2 separate regions of the Homo sapiens genome follow, and region 2 is linked to region 1. A link is a loop called in an ENCODE intact Hi-C map of the cell type or tissue named here. Cell type or tissue: A673. All regions are shown on one strand. Each heading gives the region's core, and the rest is flanking DNA. Links, peaks and the distances in the headings are about the cores only.

What was found. A loop is a pair of places that touch in the nucleus more often than their neighbours do. Peaks named below come from ENCODE experiments on the same cell type or tissue, not always from the same donor. Only the 100,000 strongest peaks of a DNase experiment are listed, where the experiment ranks them.
Region 2: a loop joins it to region 1, with 4 times the contacts of the local background. A loop is called at or near these places in 3 of 110 quality-filtered maps.

Annotation. Positions count from the first base shown.
Region 1 is chr1:185,304,549-185,313,346 of GRCh38, reverse strand. IVNS1ABP (influenza virus NS1A binding protein) reads left to right here. Exons shown (of 15, transcript NM_006469.5): 2 at 2,025-2,252; 3 at 3,836-3,964; 4 at 4,175-4,344; 5 at 4,472-4,547; 6 at 5,685-5,858; 7 at 6,208-6,333; 8 at 7,704-7,811. The coding sequence starts at 3,854. Among named protein-coding and RNA genes, the nearest start is that of IVNS1ABP, 8.3 kb to the left of the region's middle. In A673, for the core only: no CTCF peak of the experiment used is centred there; a DNase peak (open chromatin) is centred at 3,576; H3K4me3 peaks cover 1,501 bases; H3K27ac peaks cover 1,779 bases.
Region 2 is chr1:186,324,984-186,336,242 of GRCh38, reverse strand. TPR (translocated promoter region, nuclear basket protein) reads left to right here. Exons shown (of 51, transcript NM_003292.3): 34 at 700-905; 35 at 1,114-1,175; 36 at 1,710-1,918; 37 at 2,849-3,121; 38 at 3,900-4,048; 39 at 4,662-4,745; 40 at 8,583-8,783; 41 at 10,008-10,139; 42 at 10,389-10,479. Among named protein-coding and RNA genes, the nearest start is that of PRG4, 34 kb to the right of the region's middle. In A673, for the core only: a CTCF peak has its summit at 5,291; no DNase peak of the experiment used is centred there.

The DNA.
Region 1 (8,798 bases), core at 355-8,354:
TGAGGTTCATATTATGACCTTGATGTACTAAAAATCAGGTACTGTCATGGAATTAGAGTAAAAACTAAATAAAAATCAAGCACTAAATACAGGATTCATTTTACTGCAAAACTCATAATAATATTGTACAAATTTGTCTGATGCAAATTGCCCCAAAAATTCTCCAGTGTTTTCTCCAAGGGCTGCAGTAATTTTAACCATTTTTTTCCAAAATAAATTTTAGGTAGATCATTCAATTTGTCAAATATAGTAAGTGGATACCATTTTTATTTTTTGTTAGATCAAGTTTACAAGTAAAAAGTGAGTAAAACTGGTCAAAGTTTAAAATAGTACCTTCATATTATAATGTTTTTGGCTTTTCAGAGGATGCATTTTAATATAACAATTTGCATGGGGACTCCTTCCTCTTATTTTAAGAGCAGCTTATGAAACTGAAGTTAGGAGTTGCCAACTATGCCTGTGAATTGACCATGCCAGTATAAATCATATATATATGAAAATTTTCTTAGTTTGAGCCAGGTCTTGGCTGAAAATGTTTGAAGGTTTCTTTAGGATAGTGTGTTCTCTCTGTGTAGAAAGAATTATGTATATTTGGAAAACATTTGTTAGAACTAGTTTCTTAGAGAAAAGCCAAATTAACTAACCTAGATAAAAGGTAGAGCAGAGGAAATCAATATTACCTAATGCTGTGATATAGTTTTGATGCAAGGGTAAGCATTCACAACAATCCCAACCCGAATTGGCATTATTGGGTTTCCTTGAAATGAAACCTGTTACAGAGAGACCTGTTAGGACACATGTTGAACTAAACATAGTAGGTTTGTTGAATTCGAACTGGACCAGCCTGCAGTGGAGTCCTGTGGTAAGTGATTATTCACTTTGACGTAATTGTTAGATTTAGAATTGTTGTATTGATGTATAAGGCAAATAATCTTAAGATATCCATAAAAATGAATATATTTGCACGTATTTCAGGTAAGTTATTCCTTAGTTCTGGTTTCCAGAGTTAATAGTGGTGTAATAGCAGTTCAGGTGATTACAAAATAAGTACCATCAGAATTTGACACTAGTAATTGATGATGTGAAAATGAGGGAGGGAGAATAGGTAGGAGGACTGATTACCTTGAAGATTAGGTTTGAACCAGAATGATTCCATTGGTAGTTTATTACTGTGTATGAGAAAAATGATTATACAAAGCACAGGCATCAGTATTTTCCCTTCTGTTTAGTTTATTCCAACAAATTACTCATCTTTATGTTCAAGTTTTTAGGCTAGTCCTGGTAGAGAGGAGATGGGATGGATACAAAAGATGAACAAGACAGAAGGTTTGCCCATGAGTCAAGGAAGATAAACAAGTATATATAAATACAGCATGAATATAAATACAGCATGAAACAGACCAGCTGGAAGATCATAAATACCCCTCAGATAGGGTTCTAAATGTGGAGGATGAGGAGAAACTGCTTCCCAACTGGGAGCATTTGGCAGAGGCTCTATGGCTGTAAGATTTCCTCTGGCAGAGGTTGGGTTAAGGGCCTTCCAGGTAGAGAGAAGAACTTGAACAAAGTTAACAGAGCCTGGGAAGTGCAGAGTTCATTTTGAGGAACAGTAACATAGTATATATGCTTGGGAATAATGCCTAAGGTTGCTTGCTGGCTCAAAACAGATCTCATGTTTGCATATTAGTTGGAAATTAATAATAAAGAATATTAGAATTAAACAGTATTGACATTTGTTTTGTAGTCTTGTGCTTTTATACCTCTCATAAACATAGGTCATTAGCCCCTGCCCTTTGGGAAAGGACTTTTTTTTTTTTTTTTAATCACTTGGGTTGTTGCAAGTTAAATGAAAAATGTTTATGTGGAATTGCATTTGTGTTCTTTTTTTATGTAATGGGAATATTTTTGCCATTTATGTCAAATCTCTTGAAGATCAGGACTTGTTTTACATGATCTGCTCTACCTAGATCAATGACAGTCTTTGATTATTCTGAATATCTAACTTAAATTTATCATTGTTATAGATTATGATGCATCATTATCACAGAAGAAATTCGTGTCTATAGCTTTTAAGGACTTGATTACATCATTTTCAAGCCTGATAGTTTTGGAATCACCATTAGAGCTTAAGACACACCTGCCTTCATTTCAACCACCTGTCTTCATACCCTGACGAAGTGCACCTTTTAACACTCCTTTGTCCTTGGATTACTTAAGAGTTCCCAGAAATACATTTGCCACCAACAGAGTAGGTAAGTGAATGTTCTCTGCCTAGTCCAGTATTAAGACACATTGTTTTTCTGAAGACGGATGTCGAGTACAGTAAACCTTTCATACTCTTTTTTTAAAGGCAGAGAAGTCAGTAATCATTTGAGTATAAAAAACATCATATTTTTCTTTTCTATATTTTGACTTTAAATAAATCAGTAACTTCAAATTAAAATTTCTTACTGCCTTTTTTTTTTTCCTTAAAGAGATAAGATCTCTGTTGTCCAGGCTGGAGTGCAGTGGTGGGATCATAGCTCACTGCAGCCTGGAACTCCTGGGCTCAAGTGCTTCTCCTGCCTCAGCCTTCCTAGTAACTGGGACTACAGGTGTGCGCCACCACCATGACTGCCTAATTTTTACATTTTTTGTAGAGACAGGATTTCACTATGTTTCCCAGACTGGTCTCAAACTCCTGGGCTCAAGCAATCTTCTTGCCTTGGCCTCCCTATTACTGTTCTTTATTTTATTTTATTTTTTTAAGATGGAGTCTCTCTGTTGCCCAGGCTGGAGTACAGTGGCACAATCTCAGCTGACTGCAACCTTTGCCTCCCAAGCAATTCTCCTGCCTCAGCCCCCACAAGTAGCTGGGATTACAGGCGCCCGCCACCATGCCTGGCTAAATTTTGTATTTTTAGTAGAGATAGGGTTTCACCATGTTGGCCAGGCTGGTCTTGAACTCCTGACCTCAAATGATCCACCTGTCTCGGCCTCCCAAAGTGCTGGGATTACAGGTGTGAGCCATAGCGCCCAGCCTATCACTGTTTTTTAATTATGCATTTTGTGTAGTCATTAGTCAGTTGTTTATAAGTAATGGTAAAATGCAAAAAAGTTGTAAGTTCCCATTTATATTTATATAATCTGATGAGATAAGTGATTTAGAATATATGAAAGAAAGGAACAGAATATAAGTTCATCTTTTTAAATCACTGTATATGTTTCAAAACATTTATAAAAATAATTTCGTAGATACAGTGACAAGACTAATCAGACTTTTTAAGTTTGTGTACTAGGCAAGGGAGGAAGACATTAGGCAATTTTCTGCATATAAATCTTGATTATATATAATTTTGAAGACTAGAAGCAAATTGGGGGCCCTTTAAGACAACTGAAAAAGGCTAGGATTAGGATAAGTAACAGTTTTTCTCATTTGTGGGTAAAGGAATGACAGGAGCCCAAATCCAAGGAAACCTATATGTACTGGCTATTTCACCCTTTCAGGCTTTTAGATTACTTATTATATGGGTTTGGGCAGGATGGAGTTTCGTTTCCTTCCCTTCCCTTCCCTTCAGAATGAATTTGCTTAATGGGCATGGGAACCTGGCCAAAATTGTCGAGATAGCTGCTACTGTTTGAATCCTTTAAAAGTCTTATGACCAAAGTATTAGGGAACAAAGACTTGGACATTCAACACAGGTGTTGTTTCAGCTAAGTTTTTGTGTGATGAAATTTTTATGTGTTGTTTATAGGATGGAATTTGAGAATAAAGAGACTGTATTACTCTTTAGCATTATATTTTTAAAACCATCAGTTGCAAGTAAAATAACTCAGCTTTCTTTTCATCATCTAGCCAAATTTATAAGGAAAAATGATTCCCAATGGATATTTGATGTTTGAGGATGAAAATTTTATTGAGTCTTCTGTTGCCAAATTAAATGCCCTGAGGAAAAGTGGCCAGTTCTGTGATGTTCGACTTCAGGTATTTAAAACTTAATTCAAAATTTATAGAATTTTTTATTACTAAAAGCCATAAGTTCTTAGATTTGCTTATTTCTTTTTCATAGGCATTTAATGAAATGATTTTTTAAAAGAATACTGAGAAATGTAAGATAAAGGAATCTGATATAGTAATTAGCTAGAGAAGCACATAATCCACAATACTTATAATTATAATTCTTCATAATTTCAGGTCTGTGGCCATGAAATGTTAGCACACAGAGCAGTGCTAGCTTGCTGCAGTCCCTATTTATTTGAAATCTTTAATAGTGATAGTGATCCTCATGGAATTTCTCACGTTAAATTTGATGATCTCAATCCAGAAGCTGTTGAAGTCTTGTTGAATTATGCCTACACTGCTCAGTAAGTACATTTGAAGTAAACCATATAATTAGGGAATATCTTCAGAAAATTCCAAGTCTTGCTACATATATTTAAATTAAGTGTGTTTTAAGGCTTTGGTATCATAAGTAACTTTTTTTTTAAATAGGTTGAAAGCAGATAAGGAATTGGTAAAAGATGTTTATTCTGCAGCAAAAAAGCTGAAGATGGATCGAGTAAAGCAGGTAGAGTATCAGAAGTAAATAAAATCATTTATGGAGTCTTATTTTGTGTGATTGCAATGCTGAATTTGTCATAAAACATCTTGTTAGTTTCAAGGACTTGAACATGTCCCTTTTTTCCCTCAGAGTAGTCAATATGTTATTTTAACTGTTTGGCTATAATAATGTAGCAAGATCACACTTCTTCTCAGATAATTTGGGCTGAAGTCTGACCCTTTCAGCAATCTTCTCTGGTAGGGTGGCTATGTCAGCCTTTGATAGCATGAATTAAAATTAATATTTTTCTTAAGAGTTAATCACATAACTTATATCCTCAATTCTGTGTTCTCCTAAACTTCCTGTGCTCTCTAAAAGTATTCCTTCTAGAATTTAATGCCAGTAAAAAGTACTTTTGGAAAACAGGCATTTAATCCCCTAATGCATGGGGGTCAGTAAACTTAAGGCCTACTGGCCAGCTGCCTATTTTTATAAAGTTTTATTCAAACACAGCCATGTGTGTTCATTTACATATGGTCTACACTGCTTTCCAGCTACAGTGACGGAATTGAGCAGTTGTGACAAACAGAATGGCCTACAAGCCTAAAATGCTTTTACTATCTGGCCCTTTAAGAAAAAGTTTGATTTGCTAGCCCTTCTTCTAATACCACTCCTTTGTTCAAAAATCCTTCCTTAATTTACAGTACATATCCCTGCATTTAGTTTCTAGATTTTCCCTTATATAGTTGCTGTCTTTCCAAAACTATTTCCTAGTTATCTTTTCTCCAACCAAATTAAATTGTTTGCAGCATCTTCTCTACTTCTGTCTGCATTCAACATCAACATCATCTCTCCTGTAGAGCCCAGTTCAGATACTGCGTTTCATGAAGCCTTACCAAATTATTCTACTTGAAAATACTTATGTGAACTTACATAGCATTTCAATTTGTTGTACCTCTCCTTAAACTAAAACTTACATATCTGTATGGCATAATTAGATGTTTATCATTTGTATACGTGTTATTACCACTATTAACATTTGTTGTATTAAGACAGTGATTTTTGATTCTTTGTATCTTCACATAGTCTTTACCACACTGAACATTAAATATTTGTTGAATAAAAGATATGTAAGTGTTGGCACTCATATATTTCTTTTCCAAGGTTTGTGGTGATTATTTACTGTCTAGAATGGATGTTACCAGCTGCATCTCTTACCGAAATTTTGCAAGTTGTATGGGAGACTCCCGTTTGTTGAATAAGGTTGATGCTTATATTCAGGAGCATTTGTTACAAATTTCTGAAGAGGAGGAGTTTCTTAAGCTTCCAAGGCTAAAGGTAAGGAGTAAAGTCTATAAACAGATATATACTATCTAGTTCCAGGCGTGGAATCTTGGTCTGTGTTTCAAGCAAGTGAGTAATGATTATGAAATAATACATTGAAATTATATTGTTATTCTTAGCAGCGTAATGGGTTTCTCCCTACCAGTTTGTTTACTTTGTTTTTGATTCAGTAATCAAATTCCTTACAAATTCCTGGTTCCTTACAAATTCCTGGTTCCTTACAAATTAGAGTAAATGTATGGAATGAATTGTGCATCTGTGACAACTTTATTATGAAATTGGGAATTAAGCTGAGAACTAGGAGCCCAACACTGATCCATGTCATTGTTTTTCCCAATTCTAGTTGGAGGTAATGCTTGAAGATAATGTTTGCTTGCCCAGCAATGGCAAATTATATACAAAGGTAATCAACTGGGTGCAGCGTAGCATCTGGGAGAATGGAGACAGTCTGGAAGAGCTGATGGAAGAGGTTAGTTTTAAAGTAAATGGGATTCAACCATTTTTAAAAATTATTTTGCTATAACATGAAGGATTCCCTTTCACTTTTATTTTATAACCATGACCCTAAAGAATTTAAATTTTGCTATAGGTACCCCTAAGCTGAGAAACAGGGGGGGTGTCCAGGTGAGCTGAATGAACTGTTCAGTTTGGTCTTCTGCTTTTCTTTTTTTATTTCTTTGCTTATTATGTGCTGTTAACTTTCTTTAAAGTAGCATGTAATTTGCTTTAGAAATGGGAAGTGGTACTGAAATTTTCTGTAGATTCTTAATTTTTCTTCACAGGTTTTTGCTTTAAATTTGACAAGTAGGTAAAAGCTTCTAATGGTTGTTCCTCCCCATTGATTTATCTCCCCATAGGTTTATTAACAAAACTAGGATACCCAAGACTGAAGAAACAAGAAGAAACCTCAAGTGTATTGACACGTAAAGAAGCAGCAGTCCTGCCCCAGTTCTCCTAAGAAAAATCCGCTGTGGGCAGAGAACGATGATGATTTAATGGTGTTTACTCCTTTACAGGATTCTTGTCTTTAAAGCTGTGTGTTTTTCAATGGTGTTGTTCATACATATAGTCACTCACTTAACTTGGGCTACTTTTAAAAAAAATACACAAGATAAAATTGATGGAGAAATGGTGGGAATTGAAAACACGCAGGTGGAGCAGTGGAGTAACCTTGAGTTTCTCTCTCCACTTAAACCTTTCGGAGTTCCTTTATGAGGGCTTACCAAATCTGTTAGGCCTGCAGAAACACTGTCATCATTATGGTCTAAAAGGGCTAACAGATTATCTTTAAATTCTATGATTCCCACTTGAAAGTCAGATGCATTTGCCATGTATTTGCATCTGTCTCAATGGAGATGACTCTACAGCTTGCTTGAATTTTTGCATTTGTTTTTTCTTTGTTTTTCTTGACATTGCTTACAGGAAGGAAATATGTTTATGCAAACCAGACCACTTATCTGCAAAGGTGTAAACTATATTCAGTATTTTATTGTAAATATGTATATTCTTTAAGAGTATATATTGTACTAGTGCTTTTTTTCTTACTGTTATATGATAGAAGCTATGAAAAAAATGAAGATTTCTTTCAAGCCAATCAAGCCAACGACTCTTCAGCCAGTATTGGAAGATTTTGTATTTGATTTTGGTTTTTTGTTTTTGTTTTTTAATTTTTACCACCATGACATGTATTTTTCTTTACCTCCGGATCCTGCCAGAGTAATATGTCAAGAAGCTCAAGAAGCACACTGGAGGTTACCTTGAGGCGTTTGTGTAATCTGCATACTAGTGGAGTAGCCATGGTGACCGTAGCCACATGGGTGTTCTGTTGCTGTTTTGCAGGTTCAAACCTTGTACTACTCAGCTGATCACAAGCTGCTTGATGGGAACCTACTAGATGGACAGGCTGAGGTGTTTGGCAGTGATGATGACCACATTCAGTTTGTGCAGGTACACATTGCACAGTCTGAGGTAACCTCAGGTTAAAATTTGACTAGAGAATTTGATAGCATACTTAAATTTTCCTTTAATAAAGGAAAGTGGACCAATTTCATTGGTATAACTGGACAGAAACATTTTTGGGAGAAAACAAGCATATCTTAGAGTTAGTATTTTTGCCACATGAAAAGATATTAACAAATTAGGAAACCCTATTGAAATTTTTTTCTCATAAAGCAGGAATTACAAACAGTAAAGGCCAATAAGATGGAACAATATAGAAATTATTTGGGAAGATTATGAAAAGCAGTTGTTTGTGTCAGGCATGACTGATAGTTTTTTTTAAAAAGGGGCAGGGGGACTTAAATTGTTGATGGCTATGAAAGAAATTTTTGGATGTTACCTTAACTACTGAGCTGTCTTACTGGAAATTAGAAATGGTATAGTTAAGATGGACTATACAATGTAATAAGTCTAAAAGTGGTGGATCATATGTTAAAACCTGATCTAGATGTTTCTTTAACCAAGATGAATTAAAATATAGTAGAGTTCCACTGTGCTGATTGAGTTACTTTGCCTTTTATAAAATCCAATTTCATTTTTCCCCTATGAGTAAACACATAATTATTCAGACACATTATCAACAATTACTAGAGAACAAACTTCTCAAGTATAAATTTTTTAAGTTTATGGACAAATACAGAAAAGTACACAAGTCATAATTACCACATAGTGAACCTACCAGTGTAAACACTACCCAAGTCAAGAAGAGGTTTCTAGCATCCCGGCAGCCTTTCTCTTGCCTCTTCCCAACCGTTTCCGTATAGTGCTCCCAAAGGAAACCATTATCCTACCTTCTGACACATTAAATTAGTTTGGCTATGCTTGAAAAAATTTATATAAATGGTCATATAGTATATATTTTTATTTGGCCTTTAGCTCAAATTATGTTTTTGAGGGACAAGCTATAAAGCAGTCGACTCAGCCCAGACTAAGGAA
Region 2 (11,259 bases), core at 2,024-10,023, 1.0 Mb before region 1:
TCTGCTTTCATGGATAACAATTCTATCTTGTGACAGAGATCCTTTGAGCCCAGACCGTGCTGTCTAGAAACCTTATGTAGACTGCATAAAGATCTTTACCAGCCCAGGGATTTTTTTGTGCCTCGTTTGGTGGAGGACCCCTCTAGCTTTTCAGGGAGAGTATCATGTCAAATTTATGAAGAACCTAGTTCTTCAAGGCTCAGGGCTTTATTCAGCCTTGCCTATCAGTCTGCTGAGTAGTTAAATAAAATGTCAAATCAGTTGGATTTTGTTACAGGCATTTTTTTAAAATGATCTCTAAGACAGTGTCCTAACAACTTACTTGATTTTAAAAGTTCTTGAATTATTTTTAAACAGTGCTGTAGATTATATGAAATAAAAATTTTGCAATTCATAGTAATGAATTGCATGATACATTGAAATATAAACGGGCTTCTGTTAACTAGGATCTTTAGCTTTTTGAGATTTTAGTTAGGAAAAAGTAAATTTTTATGTTGGAGTAAGTATATTTTATATTCTAGTAATAAGTTAAAGCATGAATGTACTTAGAACTTTGCTCATTGAGATGTATGATGTATCATAACTAATGTAGATGTTATAGTAGTAGAATCTGATGTGACCATGTGCCAATTAAGTGCATAAATGCTGTTTTAAATGTTTGATTATAATATTAATATAATCGCCTGGTTACTTCTTTAGGTGTAAAAGATCAGCTAACTAAAGAAAATGAGGAGCTTAAACAAAGGAATGGAGCCTTAGATCAGCAGAAAGATGAATTGGATGTTCGCATTACTGCGCTAAAGTCCCAATATGAAGGTCGAATTAGTCGCTTGGAAAGAGAACTCAGGGAGCATCAAGAGAGACACCTTGAGCAGAGAGATGAGCCTCAAGAACCTTCTAATAAGGTGATTAGCTAATTCTGCTTAAGTAACAAATTGTTTTTCTTTGTACATTTTACTTGAAAGTGCTTGGTGATATAGGAGCCTTTGTCAGTGAATTTTGGCTAAAATTCAATATATGCGGAGAGAATTAACAATAATGACAATTTTTTTGTGGCATTTTTAGTGGACTCTTGTGGGCTAGGAACAACAATCAAGAGCTTTCTCTTTATAGGTCCCTGAACAGCAGAGACAGATCACATTGAAAACAACTCCAGCTTCTGGTGAAAGAGGAATGTGAGTTTTAGTTATTTCATAGTCTGTTATTTTTCTTTTAAAGCTCAGGGAATATCTAGTGATCTTTCTGTTTAGGAAAAAGAAATCTGTGTATTCTATTGTAAAAACATACACTAAAGAGTTGTTTTCTCTGCAGAACTGTATCATGTATTTGCCAGCTTGTTTTCACCATACTTTCAGTCCTATCAGATGAAGCTTTGTGACAGAGAAAACGTCTCTCATCTTTTAGTTTACAGTTGGTTTCTAAGTTAGGCTGCTACTGATTTTCCCCGTGATGTTACATGATGACAGATAGAAAATGCTGGGCTGAGACTTGGGTTCAGCAATTCAACAGCTAGATACATTTTACATTGTCAGGATGCACCACTCTGGAGCATTCCCTGTGTAGTTTTTAATGCTTAAATTCAAAACAGCTTTAATAAGGCTCTGAAATATTTAGTGAACAAAAAAATGGAGACCTATACTCACTGTGTTTTTAAAAGTATTTGCATAATAATTTGTTATTAATTATTCTTCCATTTTCTCCTCTATAAGTGCCAGCACATCAGACCCACCAACAGCCAATATCAAGCCAACTCCTGTTGTGTCTACTCCAAGTAAAGTGACAGCTGCAGCTATGGCTGGAAATAAGTCAACACCCAGGGCTAGTATCCGCCCAATGGTTACACCTGCAACTGTTACAAATCCCACTACTACCCCAACAGCTACAGTGATGCCCACTACACAAGTGGAATCACAGGAAGGTTAGTAAAATAATACAGATCTGATGAGACTGCTTATTTAGATTTATTATGAGAAGATGACAGTAATTTCAAAGACAAATGAAGCATCCACTACAGCTGAAGTCACGTCATTGTAAAAATGGGTGTTTAATATTTGAAGGACATACTTCTAGGACCAAAATTTTCACTTGTAATGACAAAGAATATATGAAATCCACTTTGGAAAATCATACTGAATTACTGGCTCAATCCAACATTGCTTTCTCACTGAAACTGACCATTTCATTGCTTTCTTCAATTTTTTCCCATGACACTCTTGTTATTCATTACAGCAATTACAACTTTGTATTTTATTCTGTGGTATACATGCTTTTTACTCCACTACATTGAGCTCCTCAAGGGCAAAAATCTCAGCTTCTTATTGTTTAATCCCTTTACCTAACTCCACAGTAGGTGTTCAGTAAAACTTTGCTACCTGCATATTTCCTTAGATTCTTATCTTGACAAATGTTAGAATTCAGTAAATTATTCAAGTATTTCTGTGCTGTGAAAGTAGAGAATGTTTTATTTCAGCTACATCCAATAAACTAAATATATTACTAATCAAATTTACTATCTGTTATATCAATTAAAAACTAAATGATGCTTAATGAAAAATTCTAATTTTACTTTGAGCTTAATTTCATTAATTTTATTCAACAGTAATTTAAATGAATAGATGCAAAATCAGTTACAGATATTTATTTAATTCAGGCAACATTTTATTGCATGCTACCATATCAATTACATAGGGAATATAAAAATGCATAATACATTACCTTTACCTACAATGTATTTGTCTACCAAGTGCCAAATCTGTGTGAAAGGTGACATGTACCACAGAATAGGAAGGATAATTTCAGCTTTGATAAAAGTAGAAGGCTTATATTCAGCATTATAATTATTTTTCAGCTATGCAGTCAGAAGGGCCTGTGGAACATGTTCCAGTTTTTGGAAGCACAAGTGGATCCGTTCGTTCTACTAGTCCTAATGTCCAGCCTTCTATCTCTCAACCTATTTTAACTGTTCAGCAACAAACACAGGCTACAGCTTTTGTGCAACCCACTCAACAGAGTCATCCTCAGATTGAGCCTGCCAATCAAGAGTTATCTTCAAACATAGTAGAGGTTGTTCAGAGTTCACCAGTTGAGCGGCCTTCTACTTCCACAGCAGTATTTGGCACAGGTAAAATTAATTTTAAAATGAAGTCAGAGTAGACCTATGCATTTATAAGATCTTGAGTGTATCTTGAGTATATATATCTTGAGTATTCTTTGTACAAATGAAGTTAGAATAGACCTACGCAATTATAATATCTTGGATATAATACGTATCACAAGTATTCTTTGTGCATACATGCTTTCTACCAGGAATTAGAATGAATGAATATATTACTAACATTTTATTTCATGTTTACTACTGAATATGACTATTTTAAATCAGTTGTTTGTCATTAAGATGATTCTCCCCCTCCAGTTATTTTTTTTACTGGTCTTACATATTAATGCAAAACATTGTATATAATTTAACGGAAGTCCTGAGGACTAAAAGACACCTAAGATAAGACTATATACTGATTTACATACAGTGTACATTTTTTCTTATTCAAGGAGTCCTGAGTTTTATAGAAGGTCCCATGTAAACTTTGTAGATAACAACATAGTAATACAATCTCAGTGAACCAGATATATTGTAAAAATTGGCTGGCTTTATTAAGCAAAGCTTGGGTTGGTATAAAAACATTGACTCAGAGCATAAGTTGCTCTTTGTTTACCCATAGCTTAGCAGAAACAAATTATGTTGATGGACATTGATCTAGGAGTTGATTGATTGTATTTTAGTAATCTGTACAATTAAATGTTTACTGTGTTCTCCTTTAGTTAAGTGACCATATTGGGTAAACTATCTTTATCTAAATTGAGTTATTATCATGCTCTAATTCAAGATTTATATAATTTCAAAGTTTCGGCTACCCCCAGTTCTTCTTTGCCAAAGCGTACACGTGAAGAGGAAGAGGATAGCACCATAGAAGCATCAGACCAAGTCTCTGATGATACAGTGGAAATGCCTCTTCCAAAGAAGTTGAAAAGTGTCACACCTGTAGGAACTGAGGTGCGTAAAGTTCTTTCTGTGTATTTTAACTTTTACCAGTAGAGTTAAGGTACTCTTTTCAGCTACAGCCTAAAGAAAATTAACCTTTTGGGGCCAAAATATATTATCTGGAAAACACTTTTATTGAACTTTCTACAAAGATTCCACTGACAACCCAGGTATTATTACCAACAGTGTTTTATATTCTTGCATATCTTTAATTGCATTTGTTTCTATTTCAATAAAAAAGCTCAGTCATAAAAACATAAGTTGAATTTCATCTCGAAGTTTCTAAGTCTCATGGACATAAACTGTTACCTGCTATCTTTTTCTAAGATTAGCCAAAATTATATTCCTTTTTGTGGTTAAGATTAAATTGTAATGAAGCAGGTTTCAAATCAAACATTAAGGCTACTAAATTAATTGTATTAGCATGTATTAATGTTCATAAACCTTACTTTGTGTATACTGAGGAGGAATGTGATTATAATTTTTAAATAAAATTTTTTTATTTTTCTATAGTTTCATAAAATATAGATTTGAAGGGTTTTTTCAAATGAGAGAACTAACAAAAACAGGTAACCCTTCATCTACTACACTGATATGGTTAATATATTAGTGTATTATGATACAGGAAGAAGTTATGGCAGAAGAAAGTACTGATGGAGAGGTAGAGACTCAGGTATACAACCAGGATTCTCAAGATTCCATTGGAGAAGTAAGTAAAAACATACCTAAAGTACCACACCGTTGCTTTTCGTGAATGAAATTAGCTTTGACAAATTGAAACATTATTTGGTCTTTTTTTTTTTAGCTTGTTCTTATTATATGTAATGAAATACTACTAGAATTAATCATTGCAGAGTCTGCTTTCTTTTACTCCTATGAGTATAGTGTACTGCCTTCTAAACTTATATTAAAGAAATGTTTTTGTTCATATATAGCACAGATTTCCAGATTTTTTAGAGTTGTGAGCCAAGATTTTTCCCTATTTTAATTACATGAAATACAAGAGTGCTGGTTGCATCTTGAGTTAATTTATAGTGCCCCATTTGCTGGTTCTCTCTTACTCCCCTGTATTATTTCCCTTACAGAATTAAAGTAATCCATAAAAGGAAATGCATTTATATACCTCTTCATTTTTTGATCTCTCATTGAGGTTCCCCTAGCAGTTTTACTAGCGGAGAGAATATAGACCCTGAAGTTACAAAGCATGAGGTGTCATTCCTAGCTCCACCACTAGGAAGCTTTGTGACTGTAAGCATATCATTAATTCCCTGCATTGTCTCACTTGTCAAAAAATATAATTTTTAGGATTGTAAAATACCTAAAGTAGTACCTGCCACATATTAGGCACTCAGAATATTATTACTTTCCTTTCTTCCTTCTGTCCCACAAAATGAGAATTCATATTGTCATCAAGAAGACCCCCAGGGTGGCTAAATAGTGTTTAATAGAAAGGAGAGCTTTATTAGTGATATCATTTTGCTCATGAGGAAGAAATAGTCTCCAGCGTGGACCAAAGGTGTTCTGTCTTCACACAGGGCAGGGACAGGTGTGGTTTTATGCCTCACAGGGTCCTTATTACACAATAGAGTCATGCATATTCAGCAGGTTTTGGGGAAACGCTATACATATTTATGAGGGGAACTGAGCATATAAACAGTAGGTAAATATATATAATATACATCCCATGTTCACTTTGGGGCAGCGTTTTAGCATGAAAATGAGCTGGAATTTGGCTCTTTACGTGAAGAGTGAACAAAAGGTGAACTACAGGACACAAAGACAGTTTGTGCGCAGCCTCTTTAAGCAGGTTGAAACTAGCTTAAGGTGTCTGCAGTTCCTTGCCAGTGCTCTCTACAGTCAGAGTTGTAGTGGTCTGGATTGTAAATCAGAGATAGGAGTCTGATAACTTGCCCGATAGTTCCAGTTAGAGGAGTTTAGCAAAGGCTTATATTTTTTTATTGTAACCATATGAATTTAGAAATTTACCATGCCAGACAGGCCCTGAACCCTTGACCTACGGGTAACTTTTGTTTCCTTAACCTTAGGGTTTGTCTTAGTTGAGAAAATGGCATCTATTTTGGTCTCTCAAATCACAATGTATGATAGTAATTAAATATCAATATTTAACACAGAACTCATTACTATATGCCAAATGTTGATCTAAGAAATTTTTATTTATTAACTAATTTAATCTTCATTATACCTCATAGTTACAGAAACTGATACCCAGATAAAGTAGTGTACCGAAGTTCACATAGCATTGGAGCTCAGATTCAAACCCAGGCTGTGTAGTTTTCAACTGTCCTAAGCTTGAAACAGTACTTTTGTCTGTATAAACTTTCTGGATCATCTTATGCTATAATTATTTTATCATGTAAAATTAAGGAATTGTCTCAAGCTAACCATAAATAGCCATATCGCAAGTAAATTTTAGTTTCTTAGCTGCGTTTATTTTGTAAGTTAATTTTACCAGCTTTCTTTGACTGAAAACACTAAACTAAATCTTCAGATGATTATGTAGTACAGGTTGAACATCCCTAATTTGAAAATTCAAAACTTTTTAGGTGCCAACATTGCAAGCCACGTGTGTAATGTTCCACACCTGACCTCATGTGATGGGCCACAGTCAAAACAGTTAGAACTTCATTTTATACACAAAACTATTAAAAATATTGTGTCAGATTAACTTCAGGCTGTGTGTATAAACTTCAGGCTGTGTGTATACACCTTTGTATATGAAACATAAGTGAATTTTGCATTTATGCTTGCATCTTATAGCTGTCTCATTATGGATATGCAAATATTCCAGAATTCTAAAAAATCCAAAATCTGAAACACTTCTGGACCCAAGCATTTTAAATAACTTATTCAGAGCGTACTATAAATGATATCTTTTTCATCTATCCTTCAGAGAGCATTGTTTCTGAAGAACATAACAATTTGAAAATAATAAGATTTTCTGCCTTCTTGTCAGACTTGGTTAAATTATACTGAAATCTTCTGCAAAAGCTTTTTCTTGAAATTAGCAAAATTGTCTGTGACTCCAAAATACCATTTGGATTTTTATTCCACCCCTCTAGCATTGTCTACTGAATGTGTAACAGTTCATTTTTCTGATTTTCTGACAGTGAAGCAGACGTTCTTTTCAAGTGTTGCTTTTTCTGAAATAAGCATGTCACTTTGAGGCACTTTTTAAATTATACCATGACTTACTCATTTTTTCCATTACGGCATATGTAATTTTTTATGAATGTCTTAGTTTAAAAGATACTGTTGCTAGCTTGTATAAAAAATTGATTTTAGTGAGTGCTTAAGCCAAAAAGACATTTAACTTTTGATAGTAAATATTATAAATGAAGTTAAAATAATAGTTTATTTCAGTAGTTAACAAAATAGAATTGTGGAAATAGATTGAGCAAGGAATTATTTAGTATCTGATATATTTATTTTGGTTTGAAGGCTTGGAATAATTGGAATTTTGAGGAGGGAAGAAGTTCTTTGTAAAAGGACAATGATACTAACTTATGTATTCAGTGCTTTTCTTTGTAAAAAGACAGTGGTAATAGCTTATTTATTCACTGCATTTCCAAATTAGTTCTAGTTTGGGAAAACCTTCTGTTTAAACATTGCAGACCCATGAGTATTTTTTTTTTCTTTTCTGACTTTGGTCTGCAGCTGTATTGTGCACTAACCGCCCTGGCCATTGAGCAACTGAAATATGGCTGTCCAAATTGATACAAATATAAAATATACATCAGATTTTTGAAGACTTAGTAGAAATTTTAAAATGTGAAATATCTGGTTAATAATTTTTACATTGATTACATGTTGAAATAATATTTTGGATATATTGGTTAAGTATATTATTAATCACCTGTTTTTAAGTGGCTACTAACAAATTTAAAATTACATGACATATTCCTGTCTCACAGCACTGATACGCGATATCACGCTAGTAGTTTTGAATGCACAAATATTTGTTTATATTTTTTTCTCTTTTTCTTATTGGAGTATTAACCAATAAGATTTATGATAATTCTTCTATAGGAAGACATTAAGGAAACTCAAAGGTTCATCTTCTTTCTTCAAAAATACTTGAAATGCCATTTTTAAAATTAAATGTAGCTGGCTGAGGTAGCTCACACCTGTAATCTGAGTACTCTGAGAGGCCAAGGTGGGAGATCACTTGAAGTCAGGAGTTCGAGACCAGCCTGGCCAACATGGTGAAACCCTGTCTCTAATAAAAATACAAAAAATTAGCCAGACTTCGTGGGGTGGTGCCTATAGTCCCAGCTACTCAGGAGGCTGAGGCAGGAGAGTCGCTTGAACCCAGTGGGGCGGAGGTTTCAGTGAGCTGAGATAGCACCATTGCACTCCAGCCAGGGTGACAAGAGCGAGACTGTCTCAAAAAAAAAAAATTAAATTAAATGCTGCTAGTCCATAAGTACTCATTATTCTTTACTTTGACCTATAATAATACCTCACATATAGTTTTAGGTATGTTTATAGGGCTCTTAATTCTTTTTTAACTTTTTTATTTTTAAAGGGAGTTACCCAGGGAGATTATACACCTATGGAAGACAGTGAAGAAACCTCTCAGTCTCTACAAATAGATCTTGGGCCACTTCAATCAGATCAGCAGACGACAACTTCATCCCAGGATGGTCAAGGCAAAGGAGATGATGTCATTGTAATTGACAGTGATGATGAAGAAGAGGATGATGATGAAAATGATGGAGAACATGAGGTAAGTTTGATTTGAAATCATCTAGTGTTTTTAAACTATTGGATGAAAGTGCTCAAATCCTTGGGATACTAATGCATTGGCTGTAAATTCTGGTTCCCAGTCAGCTTAAATAGATTATATTTATTTATATTATATATTATATATTTAATATATTATATATTATATATTTATATATATTATATATAAATATATATATTATATATTTATATATATTATATATATAAATATATATTATATATTTATATATATTATATATATAAATATATAATATATATTTATATATATAATATATATGTTATATATTTATATATATTTATATATATAATATATATGTTATATATTTATATATATTTATATATATAATATATATGTTATATATTTATATATATTTATATATAATATATATGTTATATATTTATATATATTTATATATATAATATATATATTATATATTTAATATATTATATATTAAATAGATTATATATATTGTTTTTCTTCTATCTTAATTAGTTCAGAAATCAACATTTTATAATGAAAATTAGTGTAGAGCCAGTGATGGAATGCCCATTTTTAAAATTTTGTTTCATTTTGTTTTTTTGACAATTGATGAGTCTTTTAGGATTTGTTATCAATTAGACCTAATTTTAAGTCTTATTGATAAATGACTGTATGGCTTTAAATGTAAGTGCTATGGTTTCCGGAGATAAAAAGAAGAAACAAGAATTGTTTTTGTTTCCTCTTGGAGCCCCATAGTTCATTTTTGTCATTTTTTTATATATAAAGTGTATTTTATATATATAAGGTCAAATTGTTTGTTTTATTTTGGGGTTTAATCCTATATTGACAGCTTCTTATTTTAGATTAATAAACATTTTTTAAATAGCTCCTGATATAGTGTAATTTTATCATTTTCTTCAACTCCACCTGTTTAAATTTAGAATTAAACTGGACCACTTGATATTTTGCTGACACCTGAGGTCTATATTATCTTTGAGCAATCTCATGCAAACAGTTAGAATTCAGAATTGATCATTATTGCACTAATTCCAGTAAGTATCACAGTTGTGGTATTTGGTGCTGCTGTACTAATCCCATACAACTCTCAGGACAATTCCTATCTTCTGATTAATGAGTCACTTAAATTTCTAAGTGTGGTATCTAGACATGCAGAGCATGTGGGCCATATTCTAAACTTTTATTTATGCCTGGGGAACTTTCTACTAGGATTATGAAGAGGATGAGGAAGATGATGATGATGATGAAGATGACACAGGGATGGGAGATGAGGGTGAAGATAGTAATGAAGGAACTGGTAGTGCCGATGGCAATGATGGTTATGAAGCTGATGATGCTGAGGTAACTGGCTAGAATTTTAACCATTCATAGTTCTTTCTATGAGCTTTCTTTCACTTGCTGTTTTCCAAGGATATAGAAAGGCTTATGAAATTCACTAAAACCTTTGGTTGTTTTGTTCATTTGTTTTGTTTTTTGTTGTTATGGTTACTTATTTGTTTTTGTTGTGGTTTGGTTTGGTTAATTATTCTGTCCGGTTTTTTTAACATATTTATTTTATTTGAGCATTATGTTACCACGTTTTGTTTTTAGGGTGGTGATGGGACTGATCCAGGTACAGAAACAGAAGAAAGTATGGGTGGAGGTGAAGGTAATCACAGAGCTGCTGATTCTCAAAACAGTGGTGAGATTTTTATTAGCCTTTTTTGAATTGAATATCTCTGGTATTTTCTAAACTAGAATTGCACTTAATTCTAATATATAAATTTATTTATTGAATTGGTAAAAAGAGATTGGCCCCTGTTCTAGCTTTGTGACTGTTGTGCTCTCATAAAAAGTCTACTATATTTATGATTGTTAGGTGCTGTCATTATACTCTTTTCTGCCTCATTGGGCTGCTGTAAGATGCAAACATTTTGTAACCCTTACGGTATTATAAATGCTATATGCTGCCATTAAGAGGAAAAATTAAATTAGGGACTACTTGTAACAGCAGTTCACAACCAGAGGAGGTCAGTCTAATCAAGCTGCATGCTTCAAGATTTGGGGCTATTGGAGCTTTGCAGTATGGTCTGCTTTTCCAATGAATAAAAGATTTTTGGATCAATATAGCATATATTTTGTTAAATCTTGGATAAGTCCTGGAGGTCCACTGAAAAGTTGTGGGCATTAAAAGAGTATGGAAGTCGTAGAAAATAATTTTATTTTGAAATGTGTATTAAATAATTAGTGATTATCTGGTAATAGATAACTAACAACTGATACTAAGCTGAAATCATTAGTGTTGACATAGTAAAACCTTAGCTGTTTAGACTAATGGGAAAATACTGTATCTGGGTTTCTGTAGAGGCCTGGGTATTTAAAAGGGCAAGATATATTCTCATTTTAACTAAAGAACAGACAAAACTTTTAAATTTTTTAAGAGAAAAATACATTAATGAATATTAAGCCATATAATAGGTAA